Linked DNA regions of Homo sapiens: region 1 is linked to region 2. A link is a loop called in an ENCODE intact Hi-C map of the cell type or tissue named here. Cell type or tissue: ascending aorta. All regions are shown on one strand. Region 1 overlaps LINC00114 (long intergenic non-protein coding RNA 114). Region 2 overlaps ETS2-AS1 (ETS2 antisense RNA 1).

Evidence for each region. A loop is a pair of places that touch in the nucleus more often than their neighbours do. Peaks named below come from ENCODE experiments on the same cell type or tissue, not always from the same donor. Only the 100,000 strongest peaks of a DNase experiment are listed, where the experiment ranks them.
Region 1: a loop joins it to region 2, with 2.1 times the contacts of the local background. A loop is called at or near these places in 6 of 110 quality-filtered maps.

Annotation. Positions count from the first base shown.
Region 1 is chr21:38,757,421-38,762,420 of GRCh38, reverse strand. All of the region lies in intron 1 of LINC00114 (long intergenic non-protein coding RNA 114), which reads left to right. Among named protein-coding and RNA genes, the nearest start is that of LINC00114, 14 kb to the left of the region's middle. In ascending aorta, no CTCF peak of the experiment used is centred here; a DNase peak (open chromatin) is centred at 2,350; H3K27ac peaks cover 5,000 bases.
Region 2 is chr21:38,911,476-38,916,475 of GRCh38, reverse strand. The region is part of intron 2 of ETS2-AS1 (ETS2 antisense RNA 1); the gene reads left to right. Among named protein-coding and RNA genes, the nearest start is that of ETS2-AS1, 24 kb to the left of the region's middle. RefSeq lists enhancers at 1,055-1,555, 1,556-2,056. In ascending aorta, no CTCF peak of the experiment used is centred here; DNase peaks (open chromatin) are centred at 2,915 and 3,325; H3K4me3 peaks cover 828 bases; H3K27ac peaks cover 5,000 bases.

The DNA of each region.
Region 1 (5,000 bases), 150 kb after region 2:
AGAAACCTGGAGGAAACCAAGACTACACCTACTGTTAACACCTTTAGAGAGATGAGATGAGTTTTCTTCTATGCATCAAGAATGAGAGACCATACAGGAGATCGAGACCATCCTAGCTAACACGGTGAAACCCGTCTCTACTAAAAATACAAAAAATTAGCCGGGCGTGGTGGTGGGCGCCTGTAGTCCCAGCTACTCAGGAGGCTGAGGCAGGAGAATGGCGTGAACCCGGGAGGCGGAGCTCGCAGTGAGCGAGATCGCGCCACTGCACTCCAGCCTGGGCGACAGAGCAAGACTCTGTCTCAAAAGAAAAAAAAAAAAAGTGAGAGACCATAAAAAAGCAACATTTGGAAAATAACAAGCACTGGGCAAGCTTGGGGAAAGTCACATGATAGCCAAAATGAAAGACCCAGTACAAGGATTAGAAGGCATGGCTGGAAAATTGTATTAGAAAATAGAGCAAAGTGAAAAGAGAGAAGAAAAGGGAGAGAATGTATGAAATTGGAGGCCCAGACCAGGAAATGCAGCTTCCAGATGAATTCCAGGAGGAGAGAACAGAGAAGCTGGTAAGTCTTTAAAATACAATTCAAGAAACTTTTCCAGAAATGAATAACACCAGCTTGCAGGTCTAAAGGGCCTAGTACAAGAGATAAAAATAGACCTACACGAAGCCTCGTTGCTGTGCAATTTCAGAGCAGTGAGGACAGGAAGAAGATTTTACAAGCTTCCAGGGAGAAGAAAAAAGGCAACACATGAAGACTCAGGACTCAGAATGGCTGTAGCTTTCCCTGCAGCCGCTCTGGGAATGACAAGAGGATGGGGCTTTCTGCAGGAAGGTGGTTTTCGACCTGGGCTTCTACACCTATAGAAACTATCAATCCAGTGCACAGGCAGAATAAAGGCATTTTCGGAAATGTTGAGGTGTCAATTAGAAGTTACAGGTTAGGCCAGGCGTGGTGGCCCACACCTGTAATCCCAGTTCTTTGGGAGACTGAGGTGGGAGAATTGCTTGAGGCCAGGAGTTCAAGACCAGCCTGGGCAACATAGCAAGACCCCATCTCTATTAGAAAAATAAATAAAATTAGCTGTGTGAGGTGGTGCATGCCTGTAGTCCCAGCTACTCGCGAGGCTGAGGTGGGAGGATCACCTGAGCCCAGGAGTTTGAGGCTGCAGTGAGCTGTGTTCATGCCACTGCAATCCTGCCTGAGCGACAGAGCGAGACCTTGTCTCCAAAAAAAAAAGTAACAGGTTAAATATTCATCTTGCAACAAGGATTGATCTTGAAAACTATCCAAAAGGAAAAGAGTCAAATCATGACGAGATAAATAGCATGAGTTACGTAAATTAAAAGCGTTTACGTGAAACACAGTAGGCACTTTGCAGATGGTTGGCAAACATATCCCCCTGGAGTGAAAGAAGGAGAAAGGGAGAGGGAAGATGATGAAAATAGGAGGGAAAGTGAGGAGGAATGAGAGGAGCAGGGAGTGAGCAGGTGGCCTGTGTGCCTTCTACCAAAATCATCACAGAATATGAGGTCAGCTTTGCAGAATCCGAAGAACTTTCATCGAAATAGCAAAAGCCCCATTCTGCCCTCAGAGAACTTACCTTAATGTATTAGTGTGCTAGGGCTTCCATAATAAAGTACCATAGGGTAGGCGGCTTCAACAACATTTATTTTCTCCGTCCTGGAAGCTAGAAGTCTGGGATCCAGGTGTGAGCAGGGTTCGTTCCTTCTGAGCCTCCCTCCTTGGCTTACAGACGGCCGCCTTCTCCCTGTGTCCTTACATGGTCATGTCTGTGTTCTAATCTCCTCTTCCTGTTAGGACACCAGTCAGATCGGATTAGGGCCCACGCTAATGACTTCACTGCATCTTAATTATCTCTTGAAAGACTATCTCTGAATAAAGACATGCTTTGAAGTACTGGGGGTTAAAGCTTCAACAGATGAGCTTGGGGGGAACACAGTTCAGCCCCTTCCAAACAGGTGGATAGACAGCTGTCAGAGATTGGGTTTCCTCATCTCTAACATGTACACGAGAACACCACCTAGCTCTCAGAGGTGTCTGAGAATCAGGTGAGAGCCAGCTGGAAAGGGCACGTGAGAGAGCACTGCCAGCAGCGAAGCACCCAACAGGCCTCAATTCTTATTTCTGCAGGTCGAAGCCCAGATCTCCAACTCAGACCTCCATTTGATGCATTGTTTGATCTTATTAAAGCTGTAAGTTCCCAGAACCATTTCCCACTTTGCAGCAAAAGCCACGTTAGCAGAGTCTTATCGTAACATGCCTGTCCATGATGCCATTTCATGATTTGTTGTTTTGAACGGATTGAGCTGAATCATTCGGATTGGCACTGTTTTCTCTTTCTGGGTCTGACTGGAGAGTCTGGCCAGGGTCTAATCAGTTGAATTCCGGTTAAGAAAGGACCTAGTCTCTTCTCCCTACAACTCTTCTTAAGATGCTTTTATCCCAAGAAAAATGGGCTTTTTATTTAATATAAACAGAAGCACACGTGAAAGTTTGAGCCTTTTTGCAAGTGTGAAACAAAGACTTCTATTTTTATCTTTTGCCAAACTTGACATTTTGTTGTGAGCCCTGGAAGGGGCTCCTTTTTTCAGAAGGGAGAGGCCCTCCCTGCCTGGTCTCCACAGCCTCTCAGGGAATGTGGTGTTTAATGATGAGTTATTAGATAGTCAGAGGCATTTGCGGAGCTGTATGGGAGTGCCAGATCGCCCTCTGATAATAAATTGAGCTAAAGTCTGTTGGCATCGCAGACAGGGCTGTGTTTAAGTGAAAATCTGAAACCTGACCAAGAATATGGAGCTAAAGTTTGAGGCCTCAGCCTCCAATGTCATTTTTCTGAACGACATCCAGCAGATATCGGATAAGCAGAAATGCCATTAGGAAAGCCCCAGGAACTACTCGCTGAGTAGACAGAAGATGCCTAAAGGCAGAAGGGATCTCCAGAGAGTTCAAGAAACTTCCAGGAATGGCTGGTTGGCCACATGAAATTAATGGAGACATCATGAAAAGATTTTCTTTGGTTTAACAAAATTGTGTCAGTCATGCATAGCTGTGTTCAGCTTTGGGGGTGCACAAAGGTGAGATAGACGTCACCACTGTTGTCAGGGGTTTACAGATGTGCGTGTGTGTGTGCATGTGTGTGTGTGGGAAGAGTGTCAGGAGGAAAGGACAGCAGAGGGATTTCTTTTGATCATAATACAAGGTAAGGTGGAAGGTATAATTCAGTTTAATATGGTTTTTCTCCCCACTCCCATCCCCTTTCCTGGTCAGTCTTTATTTTTCTTCAGGGCACAACCCATGTTCTGTTACATTATACATTCATTTGCTTATCATGTTGGTGGTTTCTTGCCCCAGCCAGACTGTACCAGGTACAGATGTTTCTTTATTCCTGGCACTCAGCGCAGTGTCTGGAATGCATTAGGCTCTGCAAGTCTGTGTCGGGTGAACAAATACTAAATACAGGAGAAATCCCCACGAAGGCACGGGACGAAAATTCCAGGAGTCTCACCCCTCAAAAGGCTGGGGGTTTGGTTCCTCCAAACCATGGGGTGGCATGGGCTGACAAAAAAACAAAATCATGTGGATCTTCAGGTCACATTATGAGAAATCAAATATTGTATTATCCAAAGATTGTTTCCAAAATCTTTGTTGGTTAAGTGATACAGGCACACAAAAAATGTTGACTGGGCATTGGGACATGAATGAAAGAGGAAATGCATTTACTGACTAAGAGAATTTGCTTGAAACTCTTGAGGGCTGTTTAATCTCTTTCAGCACAAAATCAATATGCCTATAAAGAGTTTAAAATATAATGGAACATTCTTAAAGTGAGAATTCAGTAAAATGAGCATTTAGTGTTAAGATGTACCAAACTGCATCTGGCAGGAGGAGTAAGATAAATTTCATTCCTCCCCTTTTCTTACTCTACAGGTTTGCACTCTTCAGGTTTTCTTTTTAAAAAACAGTATAGAATTAAACAGTGGAAGATGTTATCTATATTTTTAAAAACCAAAAGATTTAATTGTACATTTAATTAACACCAAAACTCAGGAAAATTGTAAGATATAGAAATATGTCATTTTGAAAACACTTCACTTGAGCACAGGAGTTCGATACCAGCCTGGGCAACATAGTGGGACCCCTGCTTCTACAAAAAATTTACAGAATTAGCCAGGCATGATGGTGCATGCCTGTGGGAAGAGTGTCAGGAGGAAAGGACAGCAGAGGGATTTCTTTTGATCATAATACAAGGTAAGGTGGAAGGTATAATTCAGTTTAATATGTTTTTTCTCCCCACTCCCATCCCCTTTCCTGGTCAGTCTTTACCTTTTACTTTACCCTGTGGTCCCAGCTACTCGGGAGGCTAAGGTGGGAGGATCACTTGAGCCTGGGAGGTTGAGGCTGCAGTGAGCTGTGATCATGCTATTGCACTCTAGTCTAGGTAACAGAGCAAGACCTCGTCTCAAAACATAATAAAAGGAAACACTAAAAATCCTAAACAACAACAACAAAAAAACCAAAACAGGAAACGCAACTAGTTAATAAGAAATAGTCCCAGCAACAATCTTTCCAAGGAAATGGAAATCAGTATATTGTATGTTTTAGTCTGGTGTGGTGGTGCAAGCTTGTAATCCCAGCTACTCGGGAGGCTGAGGCAGGAGAATGGCGTGAACCTGGGAGGTGGAGCTTGCAGTGAGCTGAGATCGCGCCACTGGACTCCAGCCTGGGTGAAAGAGCAAGACTCCATCTCATAAATAAATAAATAAATAAATAAATAAATAAATAAATAAATCTCCCCAAATAATATTTTAAAAAGAAAAATGGTCTGTAGTCCCAGCGTTTTGAGAGGCCAAGCTGAGAGGATTGCTTGAAGCTGGGAGTTCAAGACAAGCCTGGGCAATATAGCAAGACCCCCATCTCTACAAAAAATAATAATTTTACAAATAGCCAGGCATGAAGGCTCATGCCTGTAGGCTG
Region 2 (5,000 bases):
CCTACTGTGGCTCATTGTTTTGCGGCAACATCTCATTTAATCTTTACAGCAAACCTACCAGGGAGGTGCCATTACTATTGTTTGTTTAGAGGTGGGGACATGAGTCTAGAAGGGTTTAATCAGCCTGAGGTCCTTTGGTGGGTAGATGACAGAAGCAGATTTGAACTCCTGGGCTCTTGATACTATAGTCAGCTGCCACTGATTGAAAATACCAATTCACACCTTCTAACAAGAATGCAAGATTGACTTGGCTGTGCAAAATATGCATTACATTGTGCCAATAAAGAGTTCACCTAAGTTGTCCAACCTAGCATTTTAAGTCACTTGACCTAAATACAATGCACCCAGTTAAACTGTCCTTGAAAATGACACATCTACCCTAGTTTGTGCCTGGTACTACAATGTCCATAGTAGCATTTAGGAAATGGTTTTAGTTACAAATCCCAGTTTTAGGAAAAATGAAGATGGATAAGCTTTCCAATGAAGGGCTCAGGACAAAGTTGAGGGTCCTGCTCGTTCTCTCTTCTGAAGTTGTTCCCTTCTGAGGGTGTGTTTTGTACAGCTGCTTCTGTTGCTCTGTGTCTTTTTGGCTTCAGATTTTTAAAATCTTCTCTTTAATCCCTGAAAACAAAAGGTAAGCGTATGTCTCTGTGCTTCGTAGCATGTGTCCAAATAATCACCGAGACAAGCAGCTTGCTCAAGCTGTGAGTGAAGAAGCCAGGCTGGTTTGTGTTGCCCTTGGTTTGGGGTTGGACAGTTTCTCTTTTAAACCTCTTCCTAGATGTTGGGATCCCAGGCAGCGATGGGGTCAGAGAAAGCTGCCTCTAAGAGTCAGGTTCTTCTCCACATCCAGACAATGACTGAAACAAATCTTTCTAGCTCCAAAGGCCAAGCTTTCAGAAACCAAGTTGTGCTGTATGTGAGCCCTTTCACGATGGGAGGAATGCCTGCTTCCAAGTAGGGGTTTGAGGAGGAAAGAGATTCAGCTCCGGACCAGCCATTTCTTTTTTGGAGGAAATATATGTGTGTGTGTGTGTGTGTGTATATATATATATATATATATATTTGTGTGTATATATATATGTGTACACACATACACACACATATAGAAATACAGGACATCAAAGCTCTTTCATTTGGGAAGAACTTTCCCTTTGCCATTCCATTAGCATAAAAACAAGCTCCCTGTTGGCTGTTAAGTTCATACTGTGTGTGAACTTTGAGATACAGAAGGATTCATCTGTGTGATGCATTACAGAGATCTTGCCTGGGAGTGAGGACTGTTGATATTGTAAAAATGCACCACTCCTAGAAGGGAGGAACAAAGGAACTCGGTCCAAGAGCCTCTCTGAGACCTCTTCTCCCTTCTCTGTCAGCACAGGAAAAGAGAGTGGAGGGGCTGCTGCCCCAGGAAGGCTGGGCCCACCCCTCCTCACAGGCACCCTGATGCCTGTTCAGCTTGGCTCTCTGGATGACAGGCAGAAGGTAACATGATGCCACCAGCCACCGGCCACCCTCTCTTCCTCCTTCCTTAACCCTTCAGCACCTAGAGAGCTGGTCCTTGACTTCCGACCTCACTTGACCCCTTCCCTGACACAGAAGCAGGTTCCTCGGCCGGGTCATCTGGGACACACTGGCCCTTGCCCTCTCTTGAATTTGCCCTGTGCCCTGAGGTGAGCGTTGACCTCTCTCCTCTCTGACAGGGAGAACCAAGCCACCCCAGCTGCCTCAGAGGTGTGGGTGGCTTAATGAGTCAATGTTGGTGAAGTTCTTTGAAGACACAAAGTGCTCCGTAAAAGCTGGTTCCCATCTTGCTGACAAAGGCGCTCCCTGAGCTCTGGCCCTTCTGATAGAGAGTGGGCTTCTGTGGTCCTTCCTCCCTTCTTCTTTATGGATGACGTAAATAGCTCCTCTCACTTACATTCTCCATGGGTGAGAACGCATGAGGAGAGAGAGACAGGGAGGGAGAGACAGAGAGACAGAGAGAGACAGGGAAGGAGAGAGAGAGAGGGGTGTGTGGGATGTGTGTGAAGTGTGGTGTGTGTGGTGTGTATGTGGGTGTATATGTGGTGCATGTGTTGTGTGTGATGTGTGTGCTGTGTGTGATGTGTTTTGTGTAGTGTGTGGTTTGTGTAATGTGTTTGTGTGGTGTGTGCAGTGTGTGGTTTGTGTTGTGTGTTGTGTATGTGGTGTGCGCTGTGTGGTTTGTGTGGTATGTGGCATGTGTTTGTATGTGTGTGGTATGTGGTATGCATTTGTATGTGTTGTGTGTGGTATGTGTTGCATGTTGTGTGTGGTATGTGGTGTGTGTTGTGTATATTGTGTGTTGTATGTGGTGTATATTGTGTAGTTGTGATGTGTGTTGTATGTTGTGTGTGGTTTGTGGTGTGTGTTGTGTGTGGTTTGTTGTGTATGTTGTATATTGTGTGTTGTGTGGTATGTTGTNNNNNNNNNNTTGTGGCGTGCGTGGTTTGTTGTGTGTGTGTTGTGTTGTATATTGTATGTTATGTGGTGTGTGTAAGTTGTCTGTAGTGTGTGTTGTGTATTGTGTGTTGTATATGTGTTGTGTATTGTGTCTAGTATATTGTGCTTGTTTGTAGTGTGTGTTGTATATTGTGTGTGGTCTGTTGTGTGTGTTGTGTGTATGTGTTGTATGTTGTTTGTGTTGTCTGTTGTGTTTGTGTTGTATGTGTTGTGTGTTGTATTTGTGTTGTATGTGTTGTGTGTGTTGTCTTTTGTCTGTTGTGTGCATGTGTTGTGTGTTGTGCGCAGTGCATGTTCGCCCTCCCTCCCTGGCAGCAGGGCTACCTGGCTGCGGTGCTCACTGCCCTGGGCGGTGGGCGGAGCGGTCCCTGGTGGGAGGGGACAGGGCTCTCCCGCAGGTGACTCCTGCAGCCTGAACTTTTGTTCTGGGAAGGCCACCCACGCTCCCCGCTCCCCGGCAGGCCGCCAGAGCCAGGGCCGCACGCCCACGCGGGAATCAGCCAGGCCGACATGAAAGCAATGCGCTTCCAAACTGGCAGAGGATTTAATTTTTTTTTTTTTCTTTCTCAAACAGCCCCAGTTGCTTCTCTTCTCCACGGTGATTTCTGCATACTTTATCCAAACCCCCTCCCCACCGCTGTTCAGTTTCTGGCTCCTCTTCCTGCCCGTGCTCTGAGGCCAGCTGGGGGCCTCCCAGGTGACTCCTGCTGCTGCTGTCACTGGACCCTGACGCTGTGCCGCACCCGAATTCCTCCGAATGGAGCCTTGGCCAGAGCAAGGCGTGCCGTGTAGAGGAGCGGATCTGAGCCTGGCAGGAGATCGCTAAAACCTTTGCCCTTCACACAAACGCGGAAGCACGGGGCGGGTGCTGAAGAGCCAAGCAAGTGTCCCCCATTTCCTTCCAAGGCAGAGCAGCAGCCCAGGGAGGCCCAGTTTCCATCGCGGCAGAAGGGCAGAAGAGTGGGGGAGGTCCCAGGACCACAGCCCAGGGGACACTCAGGATGCGCCAGGAAGGACATGGCAGACAGGCCCTTTAGGTGGAAAAGCAACCCTCAGCTGCCCAGAGAGCGGCCCCTCCAGGCCCTCCCCGCCGTCTGCAAAGCTCTTCAGCTGGGAGAGGAGGAAAGGGTTTGTTCTTGACCTCCTTCCTTTCCTTTCTTCTCCACTGTCCACCAGAGAGCAGGAAGACAGGCTGATGCTCTTGTTAAAGATGAAGGCATAATTCACATGCCATAAAATTCACCATTTTAACCATTTTAAGGTGCACAGTTCAGTGGTTTTGAGTGCATTACATTGTTGGGCAACCATCAGCATGGTCTAATTCCAAAACATTTCTGTCACTCCAAAAAGAAATCTTGTACCCATTAGCAGTCACTCCCCATTTCCCCCTACCCCCCAGCCCCCCGGCACCCACGAAGGTGCTTTCTCTGTTTCGAGGGATCTTCCTATTGTGGCAAATCCTCTGAATGGAATCATACAATATGTGGTCTTCTGCCACTGGCTTCTTTCACTGACCATAATTTTTCAAGGTTCACCCACGTTGTAGCATGCGTCAGCGCTTCATTCCTTTCCATGGCTGGACTGTATTTCATTGTATGTCTGGACCACATTCTGTTTCTCTAGTCATCAGTTGATTACTTACTTTTCAGGGCCCACTTAGCCTTTCTTCCCAAGGGCAGGGGCTCTGTTGTCCACTGTTTTGGAGTCTTCCAGCAGACTTGATGGAGTGTACCAGTGGTTTCCTTGCTGGGCAAATAACCAGAGGGTCCCTGGGTACGGGAATCTCTGAGTCCTGATCTTTGGCTCTGCTGCAGACCAGGTCACTGTATGATCTTTTAGCAGCCTCTTTACCTCACCTGGCCTCAGTTTCTTCATCTGAAAAATGAAGGGCTTGAAGCAGATGGTCTCTAACACTTCTCCTGGCCCAACACTTTAAGATGTTTCAGCAAAGCAGTGAAGAAGCAGCCTTCTGTGACCTTTCTGAACAAGGCAGAGGAAAGCAAGCTGTAGGCTGACATAGTTAGGTGATTCCATAACAAAATTGCGCTGTAAACAATCATCTGGATCAATCGACAGAAGGCACTTGCAACAGGTTCCCAGATGACAGAAAACTATAGGAATGACAGGGAAGGAATGATGGGGCAGATTAAAATGGAGAAATTTAACAGGGACAAATGTAAAAGTCGGACATTTTGCTCCAAAGTTCAACAGAACAGCTACCTGCTTTGTTGGATATGTTCAGGCAGTGTCCTTTATAAGAGTTTGATTGACTCTAAATGAATCTCATTATGAGTCACCATTGGGACAGGCTGCCAAAAGGCCAATGTGACTTCAGATTAAATCAATAGAGGTCTACTGGCTGAAACAAGGGAGGTGACATTATTGAGTCCATCCCTGGTGTATGTAGCTGCTACCCTCTGAGAAGGAGGCCCCCAATAGGAAAAGCCAGAGGGAGGATGGATAAGACATGAAGAGCTCTAGAACCATGGTTTGGTAGTAGGAGGGGCTCAGGGTTT